Regions from separate parts of the Homo sapiens genome. Here regions 2, 3, 4 and 5 are each linked to region 1. Evidence: chromatin loops called from intact Hi-C (ENCODE). Cell type or tissue: dorsolateral prefrontal cortex. All regions are shown on one strand. Region 1 overlaps ANK2 (ankyrin 2). Region 2 has its middle 100 kb from the start of ANK2-AS1. Region 3 has its middle 38 kb from the start of ANK2-AS1. Region 4 has its middle 190 kb from the start of ANK2-AS1. Region 5 overlaps LARP7 (La ribonucleoprotein 7, transcriptional regulator).

What was found. Hi-C counts contacts between places; a loop is a spot of excess contacts. Peaks named below come from ENCODE experiments on the same cell type or tissue, not always from the same donor. Only the 100,000 strongest peaks of a DNase experiment are listed, where the experiment ranks them.
Region 2: it touches region 1 in a loop (9-fold over the local background); 21 of 110 quality-filtered maps call a loop at or near these places.
Region 3: a loop joins it to region 1, with 4 times the contacts of the local background. A loop is called at or near these places in 5 of 110 quality-filtered maps.
Region 4: it touches region 1 in a loop (3-fold over the local background); 9 of 110 quality-filtered maps call a loop at or near these places.
Region 5: it touches region 1 in a loop (6-fold over the local background); 23 of 110 quality-filtered maps call a loop at or near these places.

The regions. Positions count from the first base shown.
Region 1 is chr4:113,092,434-113,097,433 of GRCh38, forward strand. The region is part of intron 1 of ANK2 (ankyrin 2); the gene reads left to right. Among named protein-coding and RNA genes, the nearest start is that of MIR1243, 12 kb to the right of the region's middle. In dorsolateral prefrontal cortex, a CTCF peak has its summit at 2,514; no DNase peak of the experiment used is centred here; H3K4me3 peaks cover 477 bases; H3K27ac peaks cover 1,974 bases.
Region 2 is chr4:112,940,008-112,945,007 of GRCh38, forward strand. It overlaps a transcript of ANK2 not described here. Among named protein-coding and RNA genes, the nearest start is that of ANK2-AS1, 100 kb to the right of the region's middle. In dorsolateral prefrontal cortex, CTCF peaks have their summits at 2,277 and 2,478; no DNase peak of the experiment used is centred here; H3K27ac peaks cover 4,275 bases.
Region 3 is chr4:113,004,587-113,009,586 of GRCh38, forward strand. It overlaps a transcript of ANK2 not described here. Among named protein-coding and RNA genes, the nearest start is that of ANK2-AS1, 38 kb to the right of the region's middle. In dorsolateral prefrontal cortex, a CTCF peak has its summit at 2,227; no DNase peak of the experiment used is centred here; H3K27ac peaks cover 3,501 bases.
Region 4 is chr4:112,851,374-112,856,373 of GRCh38, forward strand. It overlaps a transcript of ANK2 not described here. Among named protein-coding and RNA genes, the nearest start is that of ANK2-AS1, 190 kb to the right of the region's middle. In dorsolateral prefrontal cortex, CTCF peaks have their summits at 2,477 (motif pointing right), 2,676 and 3,936; a DNase peak (open chromatin) is centred at 3,872; H3K4me3 peaks cover 1,443 bases; H3K27ac peaks cover 4,155 bases.
Region 5 is chr4:112,640,448-112,645,447 of GRCh38, forward strand. It overlaps LARP7 (La ribonucleoprotein 7, transcriptional regulator), which reads left to right. Exons shown (of 13, transcript NM_016648.4): 2 at 4,221-4,424. The coding sequence starts at 4,223. Among named protein-coding and RNA genes, the nearest start is that of MIR367, 5.0 kb to the right of the region's middle. RefSeq lists a silencer at 3,258-3,359. In dorsolateral prefrontal cortex, no CTCF peak of the experiment used is centred here; no DNase peak of the experiment used is centred here.

The DNA of each region.
Region 1 (5,000 bases):
AAAGCAGACTCTCAGACCCCAGCTTTGACCTATGGAAGCGGAATTTATATTTACATCAACAGATTATTCCTATGCACACTAATGTCTGAGAAGCATTGGGTTAGATAGATTGGATTCTGCCAGTCTCTGGGAATTAGCTATTCATCTTTGAATAAGTTACTATGTTCTATGTATTTTAGTTTCCTCCATTTCTTGCTACTTACTACATGTTGATTTAGAGCAACTTAATTCTGTAATCTTCATTTAGTTGCCTATAAAATAGGGATATTAATAATACCTACCTCCTATTATTATAAGGATTAAATGAGGTAATGAGTGTAAAATATATAGAATATTGTCCACATATAGTATGTGATTAATATGTGCTTGTGATGGTTCTTTTAGTTATTTCTCTGGTGCGCTATATAATCTTATTGATTACATGACAAGTGGAATTAGAAATTTCTTTCAAAATCTACTACACAGATATATAAATATGCTTTTAAAAATCAAAAAATTAGAAGGAGATAAATTTTCCAAGGGTTAAAGAGTCTAGTGGAAAAAACACTGGAATGGGAATTACACAGACTAAACTCTAGTCCCAATTCTTTTGACCTTGAGCCTGACATTTAACTTTTTTGATTTCATGGATATTATATAAGAATATAAAATGCCTTAACATGCTTATAGTGCAGTTATATAGATTTATAGAACTGGCAGTAACCAATTATTATGCATACATTGTCTTAATCTATGAGAATTTGTGATAGGGTGTTCAGGTGACTGCTGTTCTGTGACATTATATTGGGTACTTGTAGAAGTTTCAGTAAATCCTTCAGATTATTAAATTACTGTTTAAGCTGCAAACACATGTCCTGATTTCCTATATCTAATCCCAAATCCATTATTTATATAAGAAGTAGTTCCTTTTTGTGTATTTATATTTATTTTATTTATTTATTTATTCGAGATGGAGTCTTGCTCTGTCACCCAGGCTGGAGTGCAGTGGTGTAATCTCGCCTCACTGCAACCCCTGCCTCCCAGGTGATCCTCCTGCCTCAGCCTCCAGGCATCCACCATTACGACTGGCTAATTTTTGGTATTTTTAGTAGAGACAGAGTTTCACCATGTTGGCCAGGCTGATCTCGAACTCCTGACCTCAAGTGATCTGCCTACCTTGGCCTTCCAAAGTGTTGGGATTACAGGTGTGAGCCACCACGCCCAGCTAATTTGCTTTTTGAAACTCTGTTTATTACGCAATAATGCCAACACATTTATTAAAGCTTCAAATAAAAGTCAGCTTTCCTCTCCTCTTTATGTCATATGTTCATCTAGGTGATATATGCCTGAATCATTGCAGGCACACAACAAACCTTCACCAAATAAGACAGTAACTTTACCCTTGTTTTCTGCTCTCCATTAAATAATTCACTGGAATTTGTTGCTTCCCTTTTATGTTAGTAGAGTCTGTACCAAAATATCAACTCTATGATAACCAAGAACTTTGAGTTAGGAGCTCATTGTAACTCTTCTTTGCTTGAAAATCTGTCCCAAATTCATAATTAACTTGGCCAGTGTTTATATTGGAGTAGAGTATACTGTGAAACTTGTATAAATGAATAGAACTTCTTGGACCTTCCTTAATCTGTGGCTTTTGTTTCTCTTTTTCAATTATTAATGATAAATCTTCCCAGTGAACATGCAGCCAACACATTGAATAAATATTTCAATTAAGTCGGATGTTGATGTGAATGCAAATTAAATTAGGCAATTTTTCTGCTTATTTTAATATATCTGCAAATCATATCCCATTGAAGTGCTTTGTGATGTTTTTTAAAAAAGAGATAAAGTGATCTCTTAAAAACTGAGGAGTGCTGTTATGCTTAAGCATCAGATTCATAAATAAATAAAGACATTTCTTATCAACCTATCTCTGAGACAAAGACTTCAGCCGTTAGAAAAAAGACGTTCTCAAAGGAACCATGTTCTTAAATACAAATTTTGATACTTATCTGAAGGGGATATTTGATTATGGATTCAAAACAATACATCCAGCACTAAGAGGACCAGAAGGAATTTATGTGATGGAAAAGAGGGTGCAGCACGTGTGTGTGTGTGTGTGTGTGCATGCATGTGTGTGCGCGTGTGTGTATAAACATTGAAGCTGCAGTGTATTACAGTTATCTTCTTGTTAGCAGCTTTTAAAAGATGTAATTGACATAGATATTTAGTGTACATATTTAGTGTGGGGTACAATTTGATAAATTCTGACTTATGTATAAACCATAAAGCCATCACTGCAATCAAGATAAAAAACACATTTAGTTACTAAACATATTTAGTTATTGGAATGTCAGAACCAGATTTCATCACCAGTAAAAATTTTACTTTATGTTGCATTTCAAAAATTAAGTTAGATTTGTGTATATTCATTTGTGTTTAGTCACAAAGCATTGTTTTTGTAACTAATTAATGGTTTTTGTCTTGTTTTTTAAAAAATTTAGGGTGTGGCTGGAATGCATGCTGTAGCATGACTGGCCTCCAGTGGTGTCTTTGAAGAATAGCATCACTGGGAAAGTCAAAGCAACAGGTGAAATTTAAAAGATAAGAGCAATTTGCACATCAGCTAAGATGCTGTGGCACAGTCTAATTGGCAGGGGCTGGTGAAATAGAACATTAGATCTTCAAAAATGGAAGGTGAGAACTACCCTCTTCCAATGTTGGGATTCCTCAGTGGCAAGAAGTGCTCTGATGCTGAGTGATGCTTGACTGCAGTTATTACTCAGGAATTTTTCACAGAGGAAACATCAAGGTTTATATTGATTTTCTTTTTCTAGAAGAGACTTTTTTAGGCTGCATTTTTTTCTACTGTGTTGATGCTTCAGAATATATCTTTATTATTTACCTTTTTTCCTTTTGTGCCTTTTTCTTCTTACAGCTTTTAATTTGGTTATATACTCCAAGAACTCTAAAACTGTACCTATATGAGTAAAAATTGTTACACATAAAATGCGTTTTTGATTTGGAGTCATTTTAATGATGAATTTAGGTGCCTGAGAGTGTGCCTGTGATTTGTATCAGGCACGAAGACAAGAAATGTTTAGATCTTGAACTGCTATGTTCTGGCATGTCCTATCTCTTTATTCTTTCTTTCTATTATTCTATTGTTATCCCCAGTAGAGGAAATGTAGAATCACAAATTAGATTATGAGGATTGGGGGAGAATCTAGGTTACAATAAGTGAAACAGATTTATACCTTTCTGTTTATAAGTATAATAATAATTCTTTTATAAAAATAGAATTCTTTATCATATGAAAAGGAGAACTAGTTTCTTGTATAAATACATTTGTACTCTACATCTCACTGTCTGTGCATGCTCATATTATGTCTTCCTACAGTTTTTGTCCATGCATGTTTATAGTAGTTAACTGCAGGCTCTCATCTGTGCTAATGAGTCTGGTGAGCCACTTCGTTGGCTGCCATGTGGAATCTGAGCACATCTTTCCTTTATTCCATGTCCCTCTGGTCTATCACCAGGCTCCACTGGGATACAAAGGTGCATATTGTCTGATTAGAACCCTTCTTCCCCATGGTGCTCTGATGAGGGGCTGCCAAAGTAGTGTAGCTGTGCTCCAGCGTCTTACAAAGTTCATCCCGATTCTTCCTATAGGGTTCAAATATAAGGAGCACTCAGAAGCTGACCAGGAGTTCAGTGCCTGTGACAGCAACCAGCCTTTCCTATTTTATGAAGGACACCTTGTCACTGCATGGGTCTCCTTATGAATTGCTCCATCTTCCGTTTGAATGAGCTGTTTACAAAAGTCTCCCAGTCTCCTCATCAATCAGGATTAATTGATTTGTTAAATAACTGATTAATCACTGGAACCAATGAAACCCCAAAATCACAGTGACTTAAATAAGATAGTAGTTCATTTCTCTCCCACATAAAATAAATCCAGACGTTGGTAACCTGGGGCTGGTAAGGCGCTCCATGGGCTCAGGAATCCAGGGTCCTTCTATCTTGCTTCTCTGCCATCCTTACCATGAGGCTTCCACCTCACAGCCTGAGCTGATGGTTCAAGCTGTAACCATCATGTCCAGCAGAATCACAAAAAGTGGATAGCAGTATTTATGCTTTATCTTTAAGGCCACTTCCAAAGCTGCAAATAACTCTTTTTAAAAAAATTCTATTGGTCATCACATAGTTACATGACCATACTTTGCTTTAGATGAGACTAGGAAATGTATGCTGCAGGAGCACATATGCAGCCATGTGCCCAACTATTACTATTATTATTATTGTTGTTATCATTATTATTTTATCAAAGCAAGAAGGGAGACCATCTATTGAAGAATAAGCCTTCAATGCTGTATGTAGAAACATAGAAAAAAACCCAGTAAGTCGATTTTGCCACAATACTTATGCAAGTAGGTCTCTGGAAGACTCATTCTACCAGTCCACACAATTTGTCTAAGTCTGGGCTTAAATTCAAGCTAAGACCTACTCCATTATACTTTGCTTCATTGTAAAGTACCATATGCCTTGGGCAAAAGCAATATTAATTGCTTCCAAAGCCATCAAGGGCTATTTTATTTGGACCTTTCTGTGGCAAATATTATCACTCCTTCAATTCCAGATTTGGGCTAGGATGTCTGTCATTTACAGAGTTGTCCAGTGTCACTTTTCCTTTTTTATATCATTAGATTTTCTTAAAGTGAGTCACTCATACTCTCTCTCTCTCATATGCTGGAATAGTCTATATGATGTGACCTTTGCACCAGTTGTGCCAGATGGTGTGCTTTCATGACAAGTATTCACTCCCCTAAATTATTCCCACAAAAAGGTATAGCTGATTTCTTTTTTTCTGATAGATCTCTGTGCTAGAGTTAAGTTAATAGAACTCATTCAGATTGGTTATGGTTGTCTTCAGGTCACTCAGCAACATAATTCCTTTTCTCTGAGTGAGTCCTAGCTTATACTCTGTAAGGTAGATTTGGCTGCGTTGAGCTATTGTCTAA
Region 2 (5,000 bases), 150 kb before region 1:
TTAGCTTTGTCAGTTGTTTAAGTTAGTTTTATAATAAATTTGTATTTGTATATAAATTATTCACACAGATTCCCAGTATGTTGGTTGACAGTTTTACTAGGTCATAAACTTCCACCATGTCATCTCGCGTTTCCATTGCCTTAGTAATTTGCTGCAATCACTACAGCAAACAAGAAAAACACAATTACAGGCATTTTACTTTCATATCAAATATTTATTTGCCTAGTAGGCCAATTTTGGCTTAATTTCTTAATTTTGCTATTAAGAAAATGGTAAAGGAAAGTCAGATACGTATTAATTTGAGAAGCCGTTCTTAAATACTCTTATAAGCCTAAAACTGTGCTAGGAACTGTAGAAATCACCTAATTAACTTAGAACATTTGTGGGACAAATTCTACCTAGGGACACACAATAAAAGGAGCTAGTGACATTAAAAAATTTGGCTCTATCTGAACACACACAGAGAAGATCTAATTATTTTTAAAAAATTACAGACATGAGATCACTTTCACTGCTGTACTTGGTTATAATGAGAAGTGATGTTATTAGCATTTTTCAGACTCTCTCAAATGCCAGAGGCATTGTGTAGAAAATTAGAGTAGCCATCAGTATCATGCTGTTGAATAACTGCTGTAGGATTTTATTTAGCATACAAACCTCTGAACCATAACTACAATGCTAGCTCAGTATTTACATTTTTAAACAAAAAGACCCAAAGTGAAGGAATCTATTGCAAATCTGTAAACTCTTTTTTGCATGAAAAAATATAATTTTTAGTTGAGGCAGCTTAAAGCTCATTGATTTGTTCCTGAGGCATCTATTTTCTCTTGATGAAAGCACAGCCGAACAGGGATTCTCGTGTCAAAGAGTATGATTTATTTATGTTCTGAATCACAGCCGCTAATGCTCACATTTCTATTAAAAACTTAACATCTATGGGAGAAAGGGACAAATACTTTCAAGTTCCTCATGAGGTTGTTGATAAGATTCTGGCATTTTTAAAGTTGAGAAAACACACTGAAAAATTGTGAGAAGAGTTTGGCTACTTTAGCATAAAAGTTACTAAATGCACCTTTAAGATGTTCATATTCTTCCTTTATACTGTACTCTATTAAAATCATATGGGTAGAAGAATAGTTAATATGAGAAAATGTTCATGTTATTTTGTTGCCTAAAAAAGGATATTAAAAAAGAACATTTAACTATATGAACCTAATTCGGTTAAAAAGATTTATATATCTTTTCATAAAAGATACAGAAAAGATATATAGGTATATATATAAAGATATATAAATTTATGTATTTATAAAAGATATATAAATATACTACATATAAAAAGTTATATATTAAATATATTATATATAATATACATATTAAAAAGAGTATGAACTATATGAACCTAATTAGTTAAAAAGATATATTTTTTGTATATATACATATATCTTTTATAAATATATCTTTATATATAGATATATAAATAAAGGTATGTAAATATATACTAAATATATAGAAGCTATATATAATTAAAAACATATTTAGTATATACATATATCTCTATAAATATATCTTTATATAAAAAGGATATATAAAGATATATAAAAGGATATAAATATGTAAATGTAAATATATAAATATATAAATATATAGATATATATAAATATATATAAAAGGATATATAAAGATATATAAAAGGATATATAAAGATATATTTATAAAAATTATATGATCTATACACATATTGATATATAGTACATATATATCTTTTAAACCATATTACATATACATTTACGTGTGTATATTTTTTAATGTATGCATGGGGAAAAACTGGGAAGCTGTACATCAAAATTTTGTCAGAAGTTTGCTGTTTGCCTCAGTTTCTTCATTTAAAAGTTAACATAATAGGACCTACTTCATAAGGTTGTTATAAAGATTAAATAAAATAATACTTATAATATTTATAAAATGCTTAGAACAATAGCTGGCACAAATGATAGCTATTATTGTTGTTTTATTTTTATGTGTGTTTGATAAAACTTGTTTTCTTTTGTTTCCTTATTTTCCTAATTTTCTATAATCAACATTACTTTTGTAACTGAGTTATTTAAAAAATATATTATCTACTTCTAGGATTCTTTAGTTCCCAAGCTCTGTTATCCAAATTTTAGAAGGATAGATAGGATCCTATCATTCTCCTTTGCAGCACAAACTGATACTGCAATTAATTAATTATCTGTTTGAGGGTTGTCTTTTCCAGTAAGCTGAAAGCTCCACTCAGTGGCGCTGTGTTGTCTTCCTGATTTTTGTTTCCTTGTGCCTAATGCTTTTCCTGTTCCAAGTCAGTGCTCAATATTTGTCGAGAGAATGAAAGTTAAGTTTATGTTCAAAGCAATTAATAGTCACTTTGTATTTGTGATTTAGTTTTATGTTTTATATCTTTAAATGATATTATGCCCATTTTGTAGATGAGAAAACTGGGCAAACTCACAACAAGCAAGGGGTGGGTCAGGATTTGAACCCAGGTAGTCTTACTAAAGTGTACTGCCGCTTATGAGAAAAATGAGGATAAATGACCAAAGCAATACTATATAAGGAATTACATCAATAATATAGGACATATGTGAAATATTTATTGGGATTAAAAAGATGAAAGCTAAGAGAAATGAAACTGAATATGTGGCACATCTAGCATGCCTTATGGTTGGGTTTGTGTGTGTACACATATCAAATGCTTTTCTTATAATTTCGCAAATAAGTAAGTTTTATTTGTATCGACTTTAGTCTTATATTTATTTCCTTATCTTTTTGTATTCCTTTTTCTTCATAAAATATATTAAGAAAAAAAATTCCTCTATAAATTAGTCCTAACAATATCTTTTTTAGAGGGAGGGGAGCTTTTAAACTAACTGCAATCTAAAGTATTATCAACATGAAGAAGTGCTAAATGGAACTTAGTTTTACTTGCCCAACATATAAATGATTAAACTTGGTAACCATCAATCGCTTGCTTCTTCTCTGAATATGAAAGCTGTGGTGAACAAGGTCTTGCTTCCACTCTCACTCCATTTTTGCAGCCCTTAATCTTTCTTTTTCTTTCTCCAGACTTTTGTGAACAGGGGCGTGGCAGAGTCTAAATATGGTAATGAACCTCTCACTCTGAAAACAGATTTAAGCAATGAGATGGGGCTTCAACAGTTAGCTAATTCTTCTTATCCTACATCATAGATGCTAATGTCTCAAATGTAAAACTTGAAAGGCAAGTGTATTCTCTGTGAGAACTCTCTTGTAATAAACTGTAAGTTCTTTTGCTTCTTTCTTTCCTCCTTTCTACCCTCCCTCCCTGCCTCTCTCCATCCCTTCTTTCTACTGCTTGCAAATATGGGCAGTGTCAATAAACAATTTACTCTGAAGATTGAACAATTGCTGAAAAAAATTAGAGTGGTTGGAGAATCAGATTCCTGTTACTGATCTCTTTGCTGTTAATTTTCTCTGTGGCTGTTGTGTGATAGCGGAGGAAGCCTTGACTGTAAGTCATAAGGTCTGGATTTCAGTCCTAAACTCAATTTCTGTATGGTTCTGTCTCCTTACCTTTAAAACAGTCGCATTAGAAATCTAAGGATCTGTTTAGCTCTAACGCTTCTAATTTTATTATATATTTTACTACAGATGTGTGTGTGAGTGTGTATACAAGATGACAATGTCAAGATTAACAGTGTTTCACAAAAATAATAGTAAAATCGAGCCTACATTGTTTTTCTTCTTTCCCCTTTACCTTGTTTTGCTGTAAACATTTGGGGGAGAGGGTAAGGGTAGTGGGAAGAGATTACTTTGAGAGAATATAATTTAGTTTATCTTCTGGCACTCTTGTTAATAATTTTTAATTAAGAAAGCAGAGTTGGTATTCAGTAACAAGCTTTATGGATGCAAACTTAATTTGTATGACAGATGTAATTTAGATGACCTCAGACTAAACAAAATGGAGATGGTTTTTGGTGGTCCTTAATTACAGAAGCCTGAGGTCTATTTTGCAGAATTTTTCAGTCCATTGAACTAATATTTATATCCAGCAAGGACTAAAAAACACATGTATAAAGGTTATCCACATAGCAATCAGGCATTAAATCCTTTCCCCTTACTGGACAAGCCTTTCACTTATTGTTCCAGGAGGGCCTGGCATGCATCCATTTATTATGGCTTTTTCCTAAGTCATAAATGATATATTGTATTAGCTGCTTTGTACCATTCTCTTGTCTATTTGTTCACTATGATCTTATCCACAGACTATGGTACATGTATTTTCATTTCCAGTTAATAAGCAGAGGAAGTGAATTTTGCAGTTGACAGAACTGCCTAACACAATATTTTCTTTAACTTGGGTAAATTAAACTATCCATTAATTAGGAATTTTTAAAAATGTAAACAGCTTACTTCTTTGTGATCAGGATAATAGGAAGTTACTATTAATAATGAATACATGTAATCATTGCTACAGTACATAAAAGATATCCGTAACTCCAAGAGTTTAGGAGCTTATTAACCCTAATTTTGTCTTTTATGTCCATATTCTCCTCTGTCCCACCCCCCTTCCCCATTGGGACCTCTAAATGGGTGGATATCTAGGGTTTGATGAGCAGGCTAGTTGTATGCACATGATAATTGGTATGTGATTCCAGGGTTAAAGTTTAGCATAGAAAAAAAATGAAAAGATTAGCTTGTTTGCAATGAAGAGAGCTGAGGCAGATAACAGAATAAATACATGACTTGTAGAGAATGTAAGAGGGAATGTGAGAGGGAGCTAATCAGTGGACTGACCTTACCTTTAAGGAAAATTATCTAATTCAGGTAGCTCTCCCTCTGAGAGTTGATTATCTTTTAGGAAAAAGTACCTTTCTGAAAAAGGCAGTGTCATATTGACAGTTGACTTTCTTAGACCAAGAGTGTGATAGGCAAGAATTTATATGAGTTATTACAAAATATTTAAGCAACTGTGTATCAGTTAGAAT
Region 3 (5,000 bases), 88 kb before region 1:
CTGAAGCTATTTTACAGTTAACTTCTTTTTCTATAAGTGATGGGGAATACTCTAAAATAAGAATAAAAAGTATGGTATAGTAAATACATAAACCAGTTACATAGTAGTTTATTATCAAGTTTTATATACTGTACCTAATTGTATATGCTATTATTTCATACAACTGGCAGTGCAGGTTTGTCTACATCAGCATCACCACAAACACATGAGTAATGTGCTGTGCTGTGACATAATGGACAGCTGTGACATCACGAGGTGATAGGAATTTTTCAGCTCCATTATAACCTTTAAGACTGCTGCCATATATAGTGTCCATCATTGACTGAAATGTCATCACGTGGCGCATGACTGTATTTTAATAAGCCGTAAGAGAATCTTTTTATAACCTTGAAGTGAGTAAATGCTTTTTAACTAAGACATGAAAACAATAAGCCATAAGAAAGAAGACTGATGAATTCAACTACATATGAATCAAGAGTTTCTGCATCATGCAAAGATCAACATAAATAAATTTAAGAAATAAGAAATCAGGGAGAAATATTTGCAACTTGTATCATAGACAGGGCTAATTTACCTAATTTATAAAAAGCTTGCATTTCTCAAAAACCTAAAAATAGAACTACTCTATGACCCAGCAATTCCACCATTAGGTATGTATCCAAAGGAAAAAAAAATCAGTATACCAAAGGGGTACCCACACTGCATATTTATCACAGCACTATTCACAATAGCAAAGATTTGGAATCAACCTAAGTGCCCATCAAGGAAAGAATGGATAAAGAAAATGTGATATATATAATCAATAGAATACTACTCAGCCATAAAAAGAGGATTTGCTATTTGCTGCAGCATGGACAGAACTGGAGGTCATTAGGTTAAGTGAAATAAGTCAGGCACAAAAAGGCAAATACCACGTGTCCTCACTCATATGTACGAGCTAAAACAGTCGCTCTCATGGACATAGAGAATAGAATAATAGATACCAGAGACTGTGAGGGGTGGGTAGGAAGGAGAGAGGATGAAGAGAGATTGGTTATGGGTACAAACATACAGTTAGATAGAAGAAATACATTTTAACGTTTGATAGTAGACTAGGGTAATATGATTTGAATGTATGCCGCCTCCAAATCACATATTGAAATGTGATCTGCAGTGTTGGAGGTGGGCCTAGTGGGAGGCATTTGGGTCGTGGTGGTGGATCTCTCATGAATGTCTTGGTGCTGTCTTCACAGTAATGAGTGAGTTCTCACTTTATGAGTTCATGCAAGATCTGGTTGTTTAAAAGTGCCTGGCACCTCCTCCTCTTCCCTCTTGCTCCCTCTTTCGCTACATGACATGCTGGCTCCCCTTCACTTTCCACTATGATTGTAAGCTTCCTGAGGCCCTCACCAGAAGCAGATGCCAGCACCATGCCTTGCGTACAGCCTGCAGAACAACTGTGAGCTAAATAAACCTTTTTTCCTTTATAAATTACCATTCTCAGGTATTCCTTTATAGCAACACAGAATGGACTAACACATAGGGAGACTATTCTTCACAACAATATTCTGCATATTTCAAAGTAACTAGAAGAAAGGACTTGAAATCATACAACACATAAAAATGATAAACAGTTGAGAAGACGGATAGCCCAAACAACCTGACTTGGTCATTACACATTCAACATATGTTACAAACACATCTACCTCATAAATACATAAATTATTATATATCAATAAAAGGAGGGAAAAGCTCCCACATTCAATAAGGCAAAGACTGATGAGCCAATAAAAATAAGTAAAAGAGATGAGAAGATAGTGGAAAAGGAAATATAAGTGCCTCTTCAACATGTGAAAGGAGGTACAACTTCACTCACAAGAGCAGGACAAGTTTAAATACATTGAGCTCTCATTATTTATCCTTCAGATTAGCAAACATAAGAAGTCTTGGTAATAATTTTTGTTAGAAAATGTGGAGAAACAATCTTTTCTTATAGACTGTTGATAAGAGTATAAATGGGCACAGGATTTCTACAGGGCAATTTGGCAATATCTATTGAAGTTACAAATATACATATTCTTTGATCCAGCAATTTTACATATTATTTAATTCACAGATTTATTTGTAACTGGGTTAATGTACTTAGAAATATCAATACAATTTTAAATTAAAAATTAAATCAACTTTTGCTTAAAAGCATCTTCATTTCAGCATCTTTTGGTCTAGTGTTATCTTTTCCCTTTTCCTTATCCTGCCTCATGGTGGGGCAATATATCTCCTTACATTTGGTTTCAAACATGTAGGACTTTGTCATGAATCCATTATGAACCTGACTGACACATTTCTCTGAAAATTTTGTACTTTAAAAATTGTTAACAATTAGCAGAAAAATTAGAACAAGGAAAATGGTTACTCTTCTTATCGTCTATTTTGGAACCAAAAAGCTAACATTTTATTTAGCCTGAGAAAGTAAATGGTCTTAAATCATCGATATGCCATCCATTGCTTTTCCAAAACAGTGATATATTTTTTAAAAAATCAGTTATTTCTTTTTGGGTACATACTTTGCTCAAATGTTATTTACTTATTTTAACTTATAATAAAAATGGATAAAATATGTAATACATGAAGCTGCCCGATTTGAGTATTTTGTGCAGCGGTTAGTATAAATATTTTGACCTTCATCTTGTCCTCTGGGGAAAAGAGTAAGCTTTCAGCTTTTCAGAATGGCGTTTTCACACATATGGCCACAGGCTGTGCTATCCTGGAGAAGCAGGTGGCTAAGTGTGGTTCTGGTCACAGAGCACCCAAAGATTTATCCTTGCCTGATGACAACTACACTCAGAAACTGTATATAATCAGCAGTTCCATTACAGGATACCCAAATACGATGTTCTTAGGGCATCAGAGTATGTTTTTTTCCCGTGTGCTTCTTAGAAAGTGTTTTATTCTCCCCATCTCAGAAGAAAACTATTACTTACAGAAGAGAAAGGGCTCTTGAAAGACTTTGATGTCAGAAAATATGACTTACAACCACATCACATTAAATTTAAGACTTCGATTGCTAAACAGTGAATATACATACAGAATTTATTGATGATAAGGAAATTTGTACCTTAAACTACAATTAAGACTTAAAAACAGAAGCAAATAAAAGTGAATAAATAAGCCATGTTATACAAGCACAGGCATAACTAAAATTAAAACACGTATTAGCCTTCTCACTACTTGCACTTGACTAGTCTTAACAAAAGCTAGTATTGGAGTGGACTGCAAACTCAATATGAAACCATATTGTATTGTGGTAGAGATATGGCAGCAAAAAGATGCAATATACATAAATTGCATAGTTCTGTTCCTGATTACTGTGTAACTCCAAACTAGTGAACTCAAGCATTCCAGTTCACCTCCTCTGAAATCTTGCCACAACAGCATACACTTTTCTCCTTGGAGCCATCATCCTGTAGTGTGTTAATTCTTACATTTTACAGTAGTTTTACCTGGAAAAAGTGGTACCTACACCATTAACTTATTAAGCTTTTCCTTTTTTTTTTTTTTTAACTGAATGAGTCTTTCCTTTTGAATTACATTTTTAATGGAAATAAACTAGGGTTATAGTTTCAGGATTTCCCAACTGCATAGGACTGTAAACATTATATAAAGCTTTGTGTGCTACACTTTATTAGCTTTTAAAGGCAGTTGAGTGGAGTTTATTGTACATAAGACTTGCATTTGTAGTTAGAGAAAAGCCTCACATGATTACCATCTGTTTGCTTTTGCAAGTGTAGCCCTAGAATTCTGATATGCCAATAGAAATGTTATTTTAGTTTTAGTTCACACTGGAGGTTTTCCACAGGCAATTTAATTCTCCTATTTGGAAGAATATTTGTGACCCCTGGTTATAAGCCAATAGGCTCAAATTTTGAAATTTACTTACATGAAATTAACACATGATAAATGATATAAGAATTTCAGTTTAACTTATGTTTGGTGCAAAGCTGGAGTTCCTAAAATAAGCCTTTGGTATGTGGTGTCATATGTGAATTAAAAAGTGAGATGATTCTTCTGCAGAAAGGTAATATATAAATGTATCCAAATTCTATTTGGAGGACACAGGGGGGAAATGGTCATTTTCCATTTTGTATCATTAGTGGGATATTTTATTATTTAATAGCCCAGACACTCCATTACTGAAAGTAAGCACAATCCTTGCTGATGGTAGGCAGATGAGGCTGTGATTCTATATTCTGTGTCTAGGTGGTGGATAGGAGCAGTCCAGTCCAGCTGTCCCACAGACTCAGCCTGTTCATTGGGGAAAAGGGCTCAGTGACCACAGCTAACAAAGAAAAGCAGGGAGATAAAGCAAAAAATCTTGCAGCTGCTGATCAGCTGCTTCACTCGTGGGGCCTCAGAGAAAGAATTTAATTTGTCCTAAACAGCATGTTTTAAGTTACAGTACAACACACCTATCCACAGAAGTATACGTGGAAGGCTGTTGGGAACTGGTTCTTCCACCATTCTTGAATCAAAGGTTTTAAATTATAAACATGCAGACAAAGGAGAACACTGTTCTGTTTAGGTTTTTGTTTTTTGAGCTGCTTGTTTCAGGATGCTGTTGAAATCAGAGCAAGAACTAAGTGAGATGGATGTGGTATTAAGTAGATTCCTCAAAATGATGGCAAATCCTTGCTGTTCTTTAGTTTAAATATATTCTGAAAACTACAGAGTGCCTTAAAGTTTTGAAAACTGTTTTAAATATATATTCACTATTTTAAAATTTTATGTGTTCTCTATATATTTTCTCATTCTCCATACCTTTTTAGTTGAAATACTTTTAAATTTATGGCAATGGGTCCAATTGTTAATCTGAAAACATACATTAAGTACAAAATAGAGTATGCAAAAAACCTGTAAACACCAGGAAATTTAGAGCCCTGAAATATGTCTGGAGATTGGAGAAAAATACATCGAGAAGATTTTTCATAAATGTAACTAACCTGCCTTTTAAAAACATGTTTATC
Region 4 (5,000 bases), 240 kb before region 1:
ACCAAGGTAGTGACACTTCTGGACATCCCTCCACATGGAGGAAACTTTGGGAGTGAGAAGAGCATTTCTCCCATACCTTCTGTGGCTATCTTCCCAAATATCCCACCATCACCTCAAGTCCACTCTCATCACATTCTCCTCAAAGCTACTTTCTTCTCCACTTGCTAGGTTTCGCTAGAACTTTGTGTCAGTTTTGATTCACCTTCCCTCATGTGCCATAGAGTCGAATATTAAAGTACAATTACTTTTCTTTTTCTTTTTTTTTTTTGAGATGGAGTCTTGCTCTGTCACCCAGGCTAGAGTGCAATGGCATGGTCTCAGCTCATTGCAACTTCCACCCCCCAGGTTCAAGTGATTCTCCTGCCTCAGCCTCCCGAGTAGCTGGCACTACAGGTGCATGCCACCACACCTGGCTAATTTTTGTATTTTTAGTAGAGACGAGGTTTCACCGTGTTGGTTAGGGTGATCTCGAACTGCTGACCTCGTGATCCACCTGCCTTGGCCTCCCAAAGTGTTGGGATTACAGGCCTGAGCCACCGCACCTGGCCACAATTACTTTTCTTTAAAATACTTCTTTTACTTGTCCCTTCTTCAACAGTGCTGTCACAAACCTATGATGAAGCCTAAGCACCCTAAATAGGTTTGTCAAATCTGTCAGTGTTTTCCTTTGCTTCTAGTTTGCTTTCTGAAGAAGGTTGTTCATAAATCTGTTGTATCTTAGACTAGATAGAAACTGGAATTTAAGTCTTCCTCTATTGCTCTAATACGTATTATCCTTTTTACAACATTCTCCAACATGTAACAGAACTTTAGAAAAGATGATGGTTTTGGAACACACCATGCTCATTCCTATATGCACCTTTGCCCAGTGGACCTTTTTGCCTGAAAAGCAAACCCTTGACTCTTCATATTCTTCATCTTCTAACTCAATTTCCACCCAGATGGCTCTCTGTGTACTCTAGATCACACCTCTGAGATTGTACTTAAAAGTCAGTATTTAAAATTAGGAACTTGGTTGTTATCAAATTGCTTATGTTTCTTTTAAAAAATCTCTTTCCAACTTATTTTGAAGGAATTCTTATACATTTTATGTCTGTCCACCCTTTCCCAACATTTCTAGTATAGGCTAAACACATAGGAAATAATTAGTAAATTGTATGACTTGATCAATAGAGAATCTTAGGATAGTATGAATTATTTAATATGTTTGAAGTTAAATATCTAGGGGAAGATACGAGTCTTAAAAAACAACAAACATTTCTTCTATGTTTCCTAATTTAGAATTTTCTTAAATGAACAGATGTTTACACATATCCTATTTAAAATTCTTCTGATGCATTCCTTGTTGGATAATAATACCCTTTTCTTCGGTGAATCCCAAGTGAGAGTATTGGAATGGAATACTGACAGGAAAAAAATGTTCTCAAGATAACACATGGCCTCAATCAAGAAAGCATCAGAAGAAATGAAGCAGGAATTTGGAGAAAAGACAGATCGTCGTCTAGGCTCATTGATTTTAAAAGAAAACATTTGGGTGCATGTAATATTTAAAGTCACTTTGTGGACCTTCCTTGTTGGAAATTTGTTGTTATTGTTGTTTTGGAGACAGGGTTTCACTCTGTTGCCCAGGCTGGAGTGCAGTAGCATGATCATGGCTCGCTACAGCCTCAACTGCAAATGTGTGCCACCACATCTGGCTAATTTTTTTTTTTTTGAGACGAAGTCTCGCTCTCTCGCCAGGCTAGAGTGCTGTGGCGTGATCTCGGCTCACTGCAACCTCCAACTCCCTGGTTCAAGGGATTCTCCTGCCTCCGCCTCCCAAGTAGCTGGGATTACAGGCATGCACTACCACACCTGGCTATTTTTTGTATTTTTAGTAGAGATGGGGTTTCACTATGTTGGCCAGGATGGTCTCGATCTCCTGACCTCTTGATCCGCCCACCTCGGCCTCCCAAAGTGCTGGGATTGCAGGCGTGAGCCACCATGCCCGGCCTTTTTTTTTTTAATTTGTAGAGATGAGGTCCTGCTATGATGCCAGGCTTGTCTTGAGCTTTTGGGCTCAAAGCAATCCTCCTGCCTTGGCCTTCCAAAGTTCTGTGATTACAAGTGTGAGTCACCACGCTCAGCCTAAAATGCTCTTGATTTATAATGACTCCTATTTGTCTCTGATATGTATAAAAGGAAGTTTCCTTAAAGAAATTCTTTTAAAAAAAGATCTTGTCTTACCTATATCCACAGAATTGTTTCCTTTAAGTAGATACAGAACAACTTGAGAAAGGTTCATTTCCTAAGCTTTATTGTTCTTAAATTTCAGTTATTAAAAAATTAGCTAAGTATTATAAATTAGCTAACCAGTTGAGTCTTCCATTTTTACAAATATTTTGGACAGTTAAGAATGGGGGAAATCTAGGAGAAATTGGAAATGTTTCTTAATTCACAAGGTTTGAGAATTGTGGAGAGGATGCCGTTTCTAGGAATGGCCACAAGATGGTGTAGAAATAAATGCATTAAACATACATAAGTGTCATTCATTCAATCAATAAACAAACGTTTAATAATCTCCAACTACATGCTAGGAATAATGTTAGGCATAAGAGTTATTGAAATGATTTATTTATAGTTCCTGTCCTCAGGAAGCCTAGATTCTAGTATAGGGAGATGTACCTGTAAGAAAATAAGGACAATAGTGCGTTACAGGGACTATAATAGAACTATAGATGAGGAGGAATGGGGACCCAAGGGAAGAAGTGGGCACTTCTATAGAGAAGGGGTGAGGAGTGTGGATTTGTAAAGAAAGCACAGAGGAAATGATTCCTAAACAGAATCTTATAAACTTGGTAGGTGGTTACTAGGAAGGACATTGTGTAGATTATAGGATTGAAGGTTGTGTGGCTTGGAAATACAGGATGGATCTTTCGGAGGAAAATATGTGAGTGAAAGACCAAAAATTGACGAAACAATCTGGCATGTTTAAGGAACTTTAAGTGGTTTAATTTGATTAAGGTGCATGGTAGAGGAGGACACTGAAGATAATGCAGGCCAGATAATGAAAGCCTGACATGCTGTGGTGATATGATAGCCTTGTTTTAGGGATATCACTTTGATAGTAGTATGGATGGTGGCAGGGAGGCAGGGACATGAGCTGGGAGACTATTGTAGCCTCCAGGTGAGAGATGAGGGCTGGTACTGTGAGAATGAGAGGAGGTTAAATCCACATGACTTAGTGACTAAATGGCTGTCTGAATGAGGAAGAGGTAGTATGCTAAGAAGGCATTAAGGGTTCTAGCTTAAGGGAGTGTGATAGATGATTGACCAACATTGGAACTGCAGGAGGAAGATTGGCTTTAGGAGGAAAACATTATAATGAGTTCATAGTGGATATGTAGTTTCAGGGTTTGGCTGAGGACTGGTAGTCCAGAGGTGGGAGCTGGGGTGAAGAAAGGGAATGGGAGAAACACTGTTCCAGAGAGAGAGCTCAGTGTGGGAGGAATGGAGTAGAATGGGAGGGAGGGTGGTATGATTTAATTTGGGTTATTTAAATCTTTGTATTTTTTTCTTTTGACTGGGTGTTACAGAATTAAGTTGAGGACATATATAGTCAGACCACAAAACAGTTTAGTTTATTATTTCTAAACATTAAGCTCCAATGACACAATGCAATATTAGCATCCTAATATTCTTTCTCTCGATGTAGACCTTGGAAAGAGAAATTGCACTGTTAATAGGAGTATTTTTTGTTGTTTTTGTGACAATTAAATGCTTGGAGCTAGGGCTATGTATTTACAGAAGGACTCACCTCTGGCCTTGTGCAGTTTATGATTCCTGGTGGGTGGCACTGCCTGCTGGGATCACCTCGACAGCAGCACTGCTGGCCCAGAGCTGTGTTCTTCTGTAATCTCTCACTGTCCACCAGTCTGCTCATACTGAAGTGTTGCCAACACTTCTGCTCTATTGTCTTTGTTCGTTGTCCACATCTGCTGAAACAACTTTCAGTTATGCTAAATTGCCTGCCTGGGCAGCCTAATCTATAGCTATTGATTATGGTAGTACACTGACAACAGGTTGCATAGGTTTTTGAGAGGTAAATTTATTTCTCTTCCCTGCACCTCCTCAATTGGCCCTATATTTTTAGAGCACAATTTTGTAGAATACAGTCTTTTTCCCCCTGAATGTATATATCAAGTTATAGCAGAAATACCTGTAATGATAGTAACTAATACGTATCTAGTATTTACTATATGCCAGGTATTGTCCTAAGTTCATTACATGTATTAACAATGCTATGACTTAAGTACTATTCTAGGTGACAAAAGTAGAGGTGCAGGAAGGTTAAGTGACTTATCCAAGGTCTCACATCTGGAGAGTGACAGAGCCAGTGTTCAGAATCAGGCAGGCTCACTCCAGAGTCCATGTCTGGATATGGCTTGATGTGATGGGGCAGCGTTACCTGGAATGTCCTCCCCTTTGGATTTGGGCTGCCCACCTTTGGTCTTTATGTTCCTGCTGTCATTTTAATGGTCTTAGGAGAAACATGAGAAGAGTGTCATATAATTCCATTTCTGGGACTTAATTTATGTTTCATGAGCAGTGGTGAGTGAAGTTTAGATGTGGGTGCCCGCCCAGGAGGTGAGTGAATTCATGATCTCTGGACTTCTGTTTGGCTTGCTCATTTCTATTTGGACTCCACATAGAAATAGATTATTAAATCTTAGGACTTTACATTTTTGGACTGTCATTTAGATGTTTGATTTTCTTTTGACTATGTCTAGTATTCTAAGTGAAATTACATCCTTAGACAACTTGTTTTTGTTAAGCTAAATAGTCCTGAGGATACTTTTTAAGCGTGAAAGTACAGCAATTTATTGCAAAGCAAAAGTACACGCTTGAGGAAGGGGAATGCAGGCACATTCAGGAGAGGGAGTCGCACCTCAAGAATACTTTTAATAAAATAAATTTTATTTAAACCAATAGTTCCCAATGTCTTACAACTCTTTGCAGGT
Region 5 (5,000 bases), 450 kb before region 1:
TCTCAGCACTTTGAGAGGCCCAAATGGGCAGATCACTTGAGGTCAGGAGTTTGAGACCAGCCTGGCCAAAATGATGAAACCGCATCTCTACTGAAAACAAAAATTAGCAGGGTGTGGTGACAGCTGCCTGTAATCCCAGCTACTTAGGAGGCTGAGGCAGGAGAATCACTTGAACCTGTGAGGCAGAAGTTGTAGTGAGCCAAGATTGTGCCACTGCAGTCCAGGCTGCACAACAGACTCCATCTCAATAAATAATTAAAAATAAAAAATAAAGTTATAATTCCAGGTAGTGACAACAAGATACAAGAATAAAAAATAGTGACTGAGGCAGTGGACGGAGTTAAGGTCAGCAGGGAGGGAATATTTTAGATTGAGCGGAAAGAGGTAAGTCTCTCTAAGAAGTGACATTTGCAGAGACCTAAGTGAACAAGGAAGTAATTCATACAGATACGGTAAGGAAGGTAAAGGGAGCAACAAGGGCAAAGGCCCTGAAGTGGGAATGGCTTTAGCATGTTTAAAGAACGAAAAGATGGTTGTTATGTTTGGACTGAGCCTGTTGGCAAGAATTGTGATAGATGAAATTAGAGAGATCCCCAGGCCAGATTATTTAAGATCCAGTCAACCACAGTAAGGTTTTTGGACTTTATTTTGAGTGTGATAAGAAACCTCTGAGCTGGGCGCGGTGGCTCACACCTGTAATCCTAGCACTTCGGGAGGCCAAGGCAGGCAGATCACCTGAGGTCAGGTGGCCAACATGATGAAACCCCGTCTCTACTAAAAATACAAAAAAAAATTAGCCAGGCGTGGTGGCACATGCCTATAGTCCCAGCTACTTGGGAGTTAAGGCAGGAGAATCTCTTGAACCCAGAGGGGGAGGTTGCAGTGAGCCGAGATCGCGCCACTGCACTCCAGCCTGGGTGACAGAGTGAGACTCCGTCTCAGGGAAAAAAAAAAAAAGAAACCTTTGGAGGAGTTTGTGTAAGGAATTGGCATGATCTGATTTACATATTTAAATGGTAATTCTATCTGGAGAATCGATTATAAGGGAAGAAGATTAGAAGCAGGCAGACTAGTAATAAAGTTCTTGTAGTTGTTCAGACAACGCAGTAGTAGCTTGGACCAGGTGCTTATGATGGAGGAAATGAGAATTATTCATATTTGGGATATATTTTAAAGTTAGAGCTAACAGAAATACTGATGAGTTGACCATGAGGTGTAAGGAAAAGGGAAATTAAGAATGATTTTAAGGCTTTTGCCTTTTCAGCAATTTTGTAATTGGTGTTTCTGAGATAGGGAAAATTGGTGGGAGGGGATTGTTAGCACTAGAGAGTCCTATTTTCACCATGTTAATTTTGAGATATCCTTTAGATAAACTAGTGGAGGTGTCAGGTGGACAGTTGAATATTGGAATGGGGAGCTAATGGGAGAAGATAGATTTGTAAAGCATCAGCATAAAGCCAATGAGCTTAAAGCCAGGATCCTCAGAAAGAATGAGTGTGTAAATGAGAAGGAAGCCCAGGACTGAGTCCAATTTAGGCATCATGTAAAGGTGTAGGGCACAGTGGGAGAGGTAGGGTGAAAGGAAATTGAGAAACTGAGATTGCAAAAGGGAATTGAAAAGGAAGAAGACTCGTTTGGAAGCTATATGAAGAAAATATTTTCAAGGAGGGAGTTACCAACTGCATTTGCTGCTGAGAGGTCAAGTAGACAGTGGAGCACATTGAGGAGCTTGTTTGCAGTTTCTCTAGAATGGTGATGAGGAAAACCTGACAGGATGGGTTGAAGTAAGAGCATGAGGTGAAGAACATGGTTGTGTGGTACTCAATGACACCTCATTGTTTTTCTATTATTAATTCTGACCTATAGTTGTGTTTTATGTCTTAAGCTAGCATCACCTAAATATATCATTACTTGTAAAATTTCAAAATTGGTACTTGATTGATCTACTGAAACCTAAAATGCCAAAATGTACTTCTGTTGAGTTTGATGAGAATGCATGTTTAGTTGGAGATTTGAGGTGAAATGCATTAAGGGCTTTGTACCCTCTTACTGGATATCACTTTGAAACACATTATCTATTTCTGTTACTATCAGCAGCATCACTGTAGCAGTTAGAGATTCTAACCAGCAGTCAGACTCAAGAGATGCAAATACTGCTTACCAAAGAAGAGTCAAGGCAAAAGATAGGGTAGATGCAGCTTCTTCATCCCACCAGAGGCCACCAAGCCATTTACCCATATCTAGCAATTACCCAAATTCACTACTTTTTTCTCCCATTTACCCACAACAGGCATGTATGCCTTCCCTAGATAAGGACCATGGTGTATTTAGGACACTTTGACACGTGAAAGCTTTAACCTCTTTTGCCTATCAATCTGTTGTTCTGGTCACGTAGGCATAAGGCCTCCATGCCATCTAATAGCTGCTCCAAACCAGGTGCAACATGGGAAACAGATACAACACCCCCATTAGTCTCTCCAGTTTCCAAGAAGACTGTATTATAGGAGACTGAGGTTATTCTCAAGCAGCCTGTATTATCCCAGGCCTGATATTAATCCTTTGCTCCTATACCACTAGTGATTCAATTCATTCAACAAAATCGAGGCACAATTTATTCAACACATTTTTAAGTGACTGTATGGCAGGGACTGACAATATATCAGTAAACAAACAAAAATCTCTGATTTCATTGATCTTACCATCTAGGAAGGATAAACAACAAAGAAATAAATTGCATAGTGGTGATAGTAATGTTAGAAGATGATAAATGCTATGAACAAAAATAAGGCAGGGGAGTTACTGTGTATGTATCCAGAAATTTGCATTATTAAATATGATTGTGGGAGGGGACCGCACTGAGGTGACATTTAAATAAACACTTGAAGTAGGAGAGCAAGCTGTGTTATCTCTGGGGATATGTGTTTCAAAGAGAACAGGTTTAAAAGACCCCGTTAGACATTGCTGGGTGAGCTTCAAGAAGTGCAAGGACTGTATGGCTGGAGCTGACAAAGCAAAGGGGAAGAGATACTGAAAGTAACTTGAGGAAGGAGGGGGTTAGAAATTGCTGCCCAAGAAATAAACACTGGGATGAGAAGGCCACTTGAAAAGGCTGATTTATGGCTGGGCGCGGTGGCTCACACCTATAATCCCAGCACTTTGGGAGGCTGAGGCTGGCGAATCACCTGAGGTCAGGAGTTCGAGACCAGCCTGGCCAACATGGTGAAACTCTGTCTCTACTAAAAATACAAAAATTAGCCGGGTGTGATTGGCAGTGGTGCCTGTATTCCCAGCTACTTGGGAGGCTGAGGCAGGGAGAATCGCTTGAACCCAGGAGGCAGAGCTTGCAGTAAGCTGAGATCATGCCACTGCACTCCAGCCTGGGCAACAGAGGAAGACTGCCTCAAAGAAAAGAGAAGAGAAGAAGAAAGAGAAGAGAGAAGAGGCTGATTTCTACAGCTTACCAGTTGAATTCTGCCCCTAGAAAGCAGAAATTAACATTTTAAAAATCAAAATTGCCAGGCGCGGCGGCTCATGTCTGTAATCCTAGCACTTTGGGAGGCGGAGGCGGGCAGATCACCAGGACAGCAATTCAAGACAAACCTGGCAAACATGGTGAAACCCCGTCTCCTACTACAAATACAAAAATTAGCCGGGCATGATGGCATGTGCCTGTAGTCCCAGCTACTTGGGAGACTGAGGCAGGAGAATTGCTTGAACCCGGGAGATGGAGGTTGCAGTCAGCCAAGTTCACGCCACTGCACTCCAGCCTGCACAACAAAAGGGAAACTGTCTCCAAGAAAAAAAAAAAAAGCGAATACAACTTCTCTGGGGTGGGGCGGGGGCGGGGGGGTGTTGCGATGGAGAGGAGGGGGTGTTGCGATGGAGAGTGTCCACGTCCCTTAATCTTACACTTTTCACTTACTGACTTAAAAGTGCAGCTTAGTGAGATAAAGGTGTAATTTTTTATATTATTCTAGGATAATCTGGCCCTGTGTTTTAAAAGGTACAAAGAAACTAAAGCTATGATCCCTAACATAGAAGGTAAATTATTTTTAAATTTAATTTATTAAATATAAAAATGAATGTTCTTTCTGTTTGTCTTCTGATGGCCAAATGTGAGTCCATTATTCTCTCAGACAGTTAAAGGCTAATCTAAATATTTAACTATATTAGCTATTGTGGTGATTTAAATATTTACATCTTTTTCTTGTAATTCACAGGAATGGAAACTGAAAGTGGAAATCAGGAAAAGGTAATGGAAGAAGAAAGCACTGAAAAGAAAAAAGAAGTTGAAAAAAAGAAACGGTCACGAGTTAAACAGGTGCTTGCAGATATTGCTAAGCAAGTGGACTTCTGGTTTGGGGATGCAAATCTTCACAAGGATAGATTTCTTCGAGAACAGATAGAAAAATCTAGAGATGGATGTAAGTTTGCTTCAGTAAAGGAACCAATTTTTAGATATGGTTGCCTTTAAATTTACTTATAAAATAATATATTCTTTTTTTTTTTTTTTTTTTGAGTTGGAGTCTTGCTCTGTTGCCCAGGCTGGAGTGCAGTGGCATGATCTCAGCTCATTGCAACCTCTGCCTCCTGGGTTCAAGTGATTCTCCTGCCTCAGCCTCCCGAGTAGGTGGGACTACAGGCAAGCACCACCATGCCCGGCTAATTTTTGTATTTTCAGTAGAGATGGGATTTTACTGTGTTGGCCAGGCTGGTCTCGAACTCCTGACCTTGTGATCTGCCCACCTCAGCCTCCCAAAATGCTGGGATTACAGGCGTGAGCCACTACACCCAGCCTAAAATAGTATATTCTATAATGTGTATATTCGTTTCTGTAAGTGTGTTCCGTGTAATCTGTTCTAATTTTTATTTAGTGAATGACAATCTTCTAAATAAAGACTGTTGGTAACAGTTTAGGCTATATTAAATAAGCAATTTCAAATCAAAGCTTTTAAGTATTTTGGGATTTAATTGCTTCAATAACCATTCATCATGTGTAA